3 separate regions of the Mus musculus genome follow, and regions 1 and 3 are each linked to region 2. A link is a loop called in an ENCODE intact Hi-C map of the cell type or tissue named here. Cell type or tissue: left cerebral cortex. All regions are shown on one strand.

The links. A loop is a pair of places that touch in the nucleus more often than their neighbours do. Peaks named below come from ENCODE experiments on the same cell type or tissue, not always from the same donor. Only the 100,000 strongest peaks of a DNase experiment are listed, where the experiment ranks them.
Region 1: a loop joins it to region 2, with 5 times the contacts of the local background. A loop is called at or near these places in 10 of 42 quality-filtered maps.
Region 3: a loop joins it to region 2, with 4 times the contacts of the local background. A loop is called at or near these places in 6 of 42 quality-filtered maps.

Annotation. Positions count from the first base shown.
Region 1 is chr19:35,124,407-35,126,906 of GRCm38, forward strand. No RefSeq gene overlaps it. Among named protein-coding and RNA genes, the nearest start is that of Gm31568, 26 kb to the right of the region's middle. In left cerebral cortex, a CTCF peak has its summit at 1,090 (motif pointing right); DNase peaks (open chromatin) are centred at 1,174 and 2,176; H3K4me3 peaks cover 280 bases.
Region 2 is chr19:36,056,210-36,058,709 of GRCm38, forward strand. It overlaps Htr7 (5-hydroxytryptamine (serotonin) receptor 7), which reads right to left and starts at 1,151. Exons shown (of 3, transcript NM_008315.3): 1 at 497-1,151. The coding sequence starts at 1,044. In left cerebral cortex, a CTCF peak has its summit at 1,150 (motif pointing right); DNase peaks (open chromatin) are centred at 140, 788, 925, 1,106 and 1 more place; H3K4me3 peaks cover 1,821 bases.
Region 3 is chr19:35,495,418-35,497,917 of GRCm38, forward strand. No RefSeq gene overlaps it. Among named protein-coding and RNA genes, the nearest start is that of Gm25611, 260 kb to the right of the region's middle. In left cerebral cortex, a CTCF peak has its summit at 1,182; no DNase peak of the experiment used is centred here.

The sequences.
Region 1 (2,500 bases), 930 kb before region 2:
GTAACTCTCTCTCTCTCTCTCTCTCTCTCTCTCTCTCTCTCTCTCTGTGTGTGTGTGTGTGTGTGTGTGTGTGTGTACATGCACTTCCTGTGTATGTCTTTGGATAGGCAAGGGTGATGTTGAGTGTCTTTCTTGAATATTTTCTCTCTTACTTTAAAAAATATTTATTTGTGTTTTTAATTATACGTGTGTACGGGCATGCACATGTGCGTGCAGGTGCCAATGAGGCCGGAGACCTGCTGGAGTCTTTAGTTGCAGTTTATTTGTACTGTGTGGGTGCTTAGAATCCAAATCCAGACTTCTATGAGAGCAGTTCCTCACTCTTGAGGTCTCAGCCATCTGTCTATCCCCCTCTATCTGTCTTTTGAGACAAGGTCTATCATTGAGCCTGAAGCTTGCCTCTTTGAATACATTGGCATGCCTGGAAAGCTCTTGGGATCTTCCAGCCTCCACCTCCCCAGTGTTGGGATTTCAGACGAATACGCAGTAGCTTGAGTGTAGTGCATCTGAGCTCAGGTGCTGATGACTGCGCCAAGCACCTTGATGACAGAGCAATCTTCCAAGCTTAGCTTGTTGTATGAACGAATGAACCCATTCTGTTTCAGAGATGCCAGATGTGTTTTCTTTTTTTTAATTACTACACAATTGAAAATCAGTTGGGAGAGGATTAGAATGTGTTGTGGGTTATTTCCTATGTGGAAAAGTGCAGGTTGTGATTTCCTTTAAATGCTAACATTTGGGGGTGAATTTGCTTCAGTTTATCGACCGTGTTCTTTTAGTCTAAGCTGACGTTTTTTGCAACCATCGACAGCGTTCAATAAATGCAGTAGACTTGACTATGAATCTATGTAGCTAGCTATGTAGATGTGTAAAGATGACATGCTAACTAACCTGTAAAGTCCTCTTTTGTTCATCCACGGAATGGGGATGGTCAAGAGAATAAATTAGATAGTACACATACAGTTTTGAGCACAGAGTCAAGGAACACTGTAGACATCCAGTAAGTCTTAGCAGTTATTGTCAGTATTACTAATGTCTTCATTTCTAAAGTTGCTTCCAATTTTCTGATACTAATTTTCCTCAATGGCCACTAGGTGGCAATACGGTTAGTTGAAAATACACCGTGAGGGCTTTTCTTTCTACCAGTAAAAAAATCTGTGATGACAGGTAATTTCAAGCACTTTGTCTTAAGCTGCGACTTAATGGCTAAGAGGTTTGCATTATTTTGTATTGAAAAATGCTGGAACAGATCCTATTTGGTTCAGCTATATTTCCATTAAGTTCCCTCCTCCTTTTGCTCTTCCTCTAAATGGGAAAATATTGCTGAGTGTTCTGGATGGCACCGTTAACTCTACAGCCACACGAGCCACCCAAAGCTTGCAAAACACTGGGAAGGATGTCAGTTCTGTATCTCCAGTCTACTGTACTGAAGGGATCACCAGGCCAAACTCCACAGTGACTCAGAGGCAAGGCCATTGGACTGCCTTAGATGGAAGCTAAAGACAATTAGATAGTTCTCAGTGTGAAATGGATAAATTCATAAAGAGCCCGGTGCACCAACAGGAAACTGTTCCCCACCATGCTTAGAGATGCTGCATTGAGGGAAAGAGGCTGTTGTGACATCTGTGGAATGCAATAAATAAACAACAAAATACAAATATAAATACTGTCCTTATTGACAGCGCGATAGATGTGAAAATTATGTCTTACCTTGTAGGTTATCAAGGTATTATTTCATGACTGTTATCAAAGATGTGTGAAAGATCTATTAGAAAAGAATAACTTAGCTGTTAAGGAAATTTGGAGGGGTTGAGTGTCTTAATATAGGATGAGTTGTCAAATTCACCCCATTATACTTTAACCATGGACTCTACAAAGGAAACAAACGTTTCCTGCAGATGGCTAAACTAGCTATGGTATCCACAATGTGGTATATACTCAACAAATGTTGGTTATACAATGATAAAATATCCAATAAATTATAGCAAGTAAATGGATCCTGCTGGGAGTCATTGAAAGGAATTTGCAACTAGCATACCGTGTTCTGCTCATATGAGGATCTTATCTGTGCCAAACACATGAAGATGTGAAATTCAAATAAAAATATCGAAAGAAGTAAAAGAAAAAGTCAAGTTTAAAAATAAAGCAGAGACTTCTACGAGTCAGAAATGAAACATTGGAATCTGGGGAGACTGTCTGCCTTCCTTCGTGGGAGTAAAGATGGGTCCTGCTCCTATGACAACCGAAGTAAACAGAACCCTGTGAAGTGCAGCTTTGGGCCCTGGCCTGCTGCTCGCCCTTAACCCCGATCTTTTCCAGAATGAGTAAGAAGCCTACTACAGTCGACATGCATAGCTGTTTTCCTCCTAAGTGCAGGGAATTGCGTTTCATTTTCTTTATTTTACAAAGCATATTGAAAAGGGAACTAACTATTACTCACGGAAATGATTCAGATAGGGCAAGCTCCCAGACACTATGAGAAAAAAAAAATAATCCCCAA
Region 2 (2,500 bases):
TGCGGCATTTAAGAGCCCAATACTAGGACCATTCAAGGGCCTTTCTTCATCCTCAGAGTAGCTCCTAAAATCTGGGAAGCACCGTGTCTTTCTGACTGATGACTTAAAGAGAGAAATGACCGTATGGATCACAGCAATGGTTTGTCAAGCTAGGAGCATCAGACCAATTTCTCACACACACTTCCCCCCAAAAAGAAACAAACAAAGGGACCCCCCTGGTGGAATTGCTAGTACTTTTAAAACTCTGGTCTTAGAACCATCACTACACTAAACCGGAAACATTTCAACGTTTCTTTTAAAGGTTTGTTTGTCTTTAGCCTGTGCTTGAAGTTGCTTGGTTGGTGTAGGGGTGATGGGTGCGGGGTTGTATTTTTAAGCTCAGCCCTTATTCCCGCCGTGAAGTCTAGCTGGATCGATCCTCCCAGAAAAGGCTGGCACGAGCTCAGCGCCCTGCACATCTCCAGCAGAGCCTGGGACGGGGCGGCCTGTCCCTTACCTGTCGATGCTGATCACGCACAGGGTCATGATCGAGGCCGTGCAGCACATGACGTCCATGGCGATGAAGACGTTGCAGAAGAAGTGGCCGAAGATCCACTTGCCCCCGATGAGGTCCGTGACACTAACGAAAGGCATGACCGCCACGGCCACCGAGAGGTCAGCCAGCGCCAGGGACACAATCAGGTAGTTGGAGGGCTGGCGGAGCTTCTTGACAAAGCACACCGAGATCACCACCAGGCAGTTGCCCGCGATCGTCAGCAGCGTGATGAGCGTCAGGATGGAGCCGATCACAACTTTCTCGACTCTGCCATAGTTGATCTGCTCCCCGCAGCCGGAGACATTGTCCGGGGGCGCGTCCCAGGTGGGCGCCGGGCTAGCTGTCACCTCTGGGAAGCCGCTCAGCAGGTGCGGCATCCAGGAGCTCACCACCGAGTGGGCGCCACCGTCGGGGCTCAGGTCCTGCAGCCTGCGCCCCACCTCCGGCAGGATGAGAGAGCGGAGATGGCCGTAGAGGTCGGGGCGGCCGCTGCTGTTAACGTCCATCATCGTGCCGAGCGCCGCTGCCCATGGAGCCGGCGCCCCCGCCAAGCGCTCCGGCAGCCGGCCCCAGGGCTGGATTCACCTTGCCCGCTCGGCTCCGCGCGGCCCAGCCATGGGGTCCGGCGCTGGCCACTGGGGGGCGCCCGGCTCGGCCTCGCGACCCCGCACGTCCCAGGGTCCCCCAGACGCTGCGGGTGACGCGTGGGCGAGGACTCCCCGCGGGAGGCGCCAGCGGTCCCCGACGGGCACGGGGGAGGCGCAGGGTGGCGAGCCGAGCCCGGCCGGGCTGGCCGCACCGCAGCCCCGCAGCGACGCGCGCCGGGGCCGAGAGCGCCCGGCCGCCGTGGCCGAAGTTGCGGAGTGCGCCCCGCCCCTCGCGCCCGCCGCCGCCGCTCCCCTGCGGCAGCCGCGCCGCGTCCCAGCCACCGCCTCCGGCAGCCGCCAGCGCCCCGCGCGCTCCGGGACGGGCTTCCCCTGCTGGGCAGCCCCGCCGCTGCGCACCGTGCAAATGCCCAGCCCTGGCTCGCCCTGCCGCAGACCCCCTGGCCTCAGCACTGTAGCAAATGACAAGCGGGGTGGGAGCGGTTTGCTTTTCAAGAAGACTCGGGGGTCACTGCATGAACCGGTGAAGAACCTTGTTGGAGAATATATTTTAAGCCCTTAATAAAAATAAATAAATAAAAATTAAAGGGAAAAATTACCTTTTTGAGCACTACATCAAGCATCAAATAGATAGTTCCGTTTCCCATTTTGACCACTTATGAGAGAAATCGAAGATGGAAAAAAAGGAAGCAGCCAGATGGGGTGGGCGAAGGAGCTCTGGTGCTCTGATGAAAAAGAAGAAAGAAAGAAAGAAAGAAAGAAAGAAAGAAAGAAAGAAAGAAAGAAAGAAAGAAAGAAAGAAAGAAAGAAGAGTAGGAGTGCCCAAGGCCCTGGCAGCTAGGATAGCACTACGCACTAGCTTCCGGGTGGCTTCAACCCTTCCTAACCTTTTTGAGGGCTAGAGACAGGCCTCTCCACTTGAAAATGCACCCTGGCTGCCTTTACATAAAGGCTTCCAAATATACAATATCGAGATATGGCTTGAATTTCCCTTCACATCCTGAAAGTCTTGCATACACACGTAAAGAATGACCGGTTATAATGGCCTGCAGACCTGGAGACGTCTGCCTATAAAAGCTATTGCCTAAAACCCCCTCTCTGGTATTCAAACTCTGTCAGGGAGGCTGGATTTTATTATTCATGAGACGGCTTAGCTTCATTCCATTTGTTTAAAAGTTTTATTGGAAGCCATAGTGATTTCTATAGTTAAGGTTCCAAAAAAAAAAAAAATTCAAATGCGTTTTCTTTTCTAGTTAGACCTGATGATTTAGAGGAGGGGGGTGAGGGGGGAGGAGGAGGAGAAGAAAGGAAGGAAGGAAGGAAGGAAGGAAGGAAGGAAGGAAGGAAGGAGAGAGAGAGA
Region 3 (2,500 bases), 560 kb before region 2:
ACAGCCAGCTCAAGACAACCTTTAGGGAAGAGAGCCAAGAAAAATAAATACACATTTCATGCCAGTACTCCCCAGAGGTAGACTCCAATCAGAACTAGAATTTGAACCTGTTAATTCTGTCTGTCCTTGAGCCAAAAAGACAGCTCAGCAGGTGAAGGCATTGCTGCTGACTCTGACAGCCTGTATTCAGCCCCCAAGCTCCTCATGATGGAGCGGGAGAACAAACCCCAACAAGTTCTCTTCTCACTTCTCTTCTCACCTCCACACGTATGCCTTTGGCAGATGCATGCCTTGTGCGCACACGGGCACACGCACACGCACGAACACACACACACACACACACACACACACACACACACAGAATATAAATGTAATAAAAACCATGTTAAAAACTGTAGTCTCTATTGCAAGATGCCATCAGAAATAAGAGGGTAGAGAAACATGGAGAATTATCTTGAATAAGTTTAAAAGTTTTCACATAGAGGTTTTGATATATATGTGCATTCATATACACACATACATACACACACAAACAGACACACACATATACACACATATATTAAAAACAAATTAACTCTATCGGTATTTGTAGTCCTGATTCATGAATTTCTCATTCTAGTGCTGTAGTATGCACACAACTGTTGATCATTGAGAATATTTAGTTCTATTTCCTTTGGTTTTATGTTCTTAGAAGCTTATCAATGTAAGTTTCAATGCTATATCTATTTCAATATAAATATTACACAGTTTTATTGATTTTCCATCTTTGGAAACATTTTTCAAATATTTGAAATAACAATTGTTTAAATTTAATTGTTAAAACTTCTAGGCATTTGTGAATTATACATATGTTTGTGCTTATGATACTGTTGATAAAAGAATTTTTTTCACTTCTAGAAAAAAAAGGAAGGAAAAGAAAAATGTAAGATGTACCTACACAGGAAACTATTCAGATCTCTGACATAAGGGATGAGAATATCCTTTTATAATCTTATAAAAAAGAAACCCAGCTTTGAGTACTATGCACTGGATCCTTTTCGCCCGAAGAGCATAAGTTATCTTTCAGTTGGAGGCACACTTTACAAAACAAATCCTGTAAACTATATTGCAGAAGTAGAACATGTTTAGCAGTACAAATTTCAAATGATTTTTTCCCACTGCTTTTCCAAATAAGTCCTTTAGAGAGCAGCATCTTAAAAATGATTTCCTAGGAGCAGTGTAGAATAAACTTGTACATTTGTTCCTGCTGTGATACATGATTGCTCAAAGTTGTATATACACATATTTTTTTCCAGTTTGCTTTTGTTATCTGCCCAGTATCTAAAATCTAAGACTTCATTCTACTTTCTTAATACTCTCTTAATTATACCTGTGGCACTGAGAAGGGGATACACACCATCGGGCTCTTCTTTGTTTTTTAAAGAAAGTGAACTGAAAGTGTCTCTAGCTCTTTTCATTTGAATTAGAAATGTTTTTTTTTTTTTTTTTTTTTTTTTTACTCGATGAGCCAATTGGTGTTTGAATTAGTTCAAATAATCTAATCTGTGTAAGTACATAACTTCATTCTCCATGGCCCAATGATGTTCAGCAGCTCATGCTACAGAGTTTGAGATCCTTAGGTGTTCTGGATGTTGGGACTACACTGCTGGTTTATAAAGGTTCATGTCCCTGAATTTCACATGGTAACAACAGTCAAATAGAAAGCGATATAATAAAGCTCTTAAATTATATAGCGTGGATCTGCAGAAAAGAAAAGTTCTGTACAAATGGGGTAAATGTTTTGAGTTTTCTATCTACTTTCCCTTTTGTTTGTTGTCACTATCACTTGTGTATGTTTCATGTCTGCCATTGGTCCTATCAGAACTAATTGTCTGAAGTGTGTTTAAGTCATCAGAGAGAGAATATATCAGTGATATCCTGTGAATTATTGCTTGCTGATAAAATCTGTGCCATAAGCATTTGAAAGTAAATAGAATGAAATATGTCCTTAACTATCATAAATACATTGATATGTTTTGTTCTAGCATATCACAAGAGAACTTTTCCTGATGTAAGATCTATTTAATTTTAAATCTTGTGTATAGTATAGGGGGGCTCATGCACAAAGAAGTGCAGGTTCTCTGGAAGCCAGAAGGGGACATTGGATTCCCTGGAACTGAATTACAGATAGTTAGGAGTTGCCCAATATGTGTACTGGGAACTGAAATTATGTCATTTATAAGAGCAGGATTCAACCTTAGATACCTAGATTTTTTTACCTAGATACTTAAAATATTTTACTATATCATGCTATTCATTGTACTAGGCTGAAATCTAATGTACAGAATAAGTTCTTCATAACCAAAGTTCATGAAACTTTTATTGTTAATTCAAAAATGTGTTCTTGAGTTATAATGCCTAAATTTATTCTTTTCCATTACTTTTGTGTTTATTACAAAGCTTCCTATTTGTAGTTGAATTTCTTTATCTCCAGTATTAGTTACTTTGTCTAAATTATTAT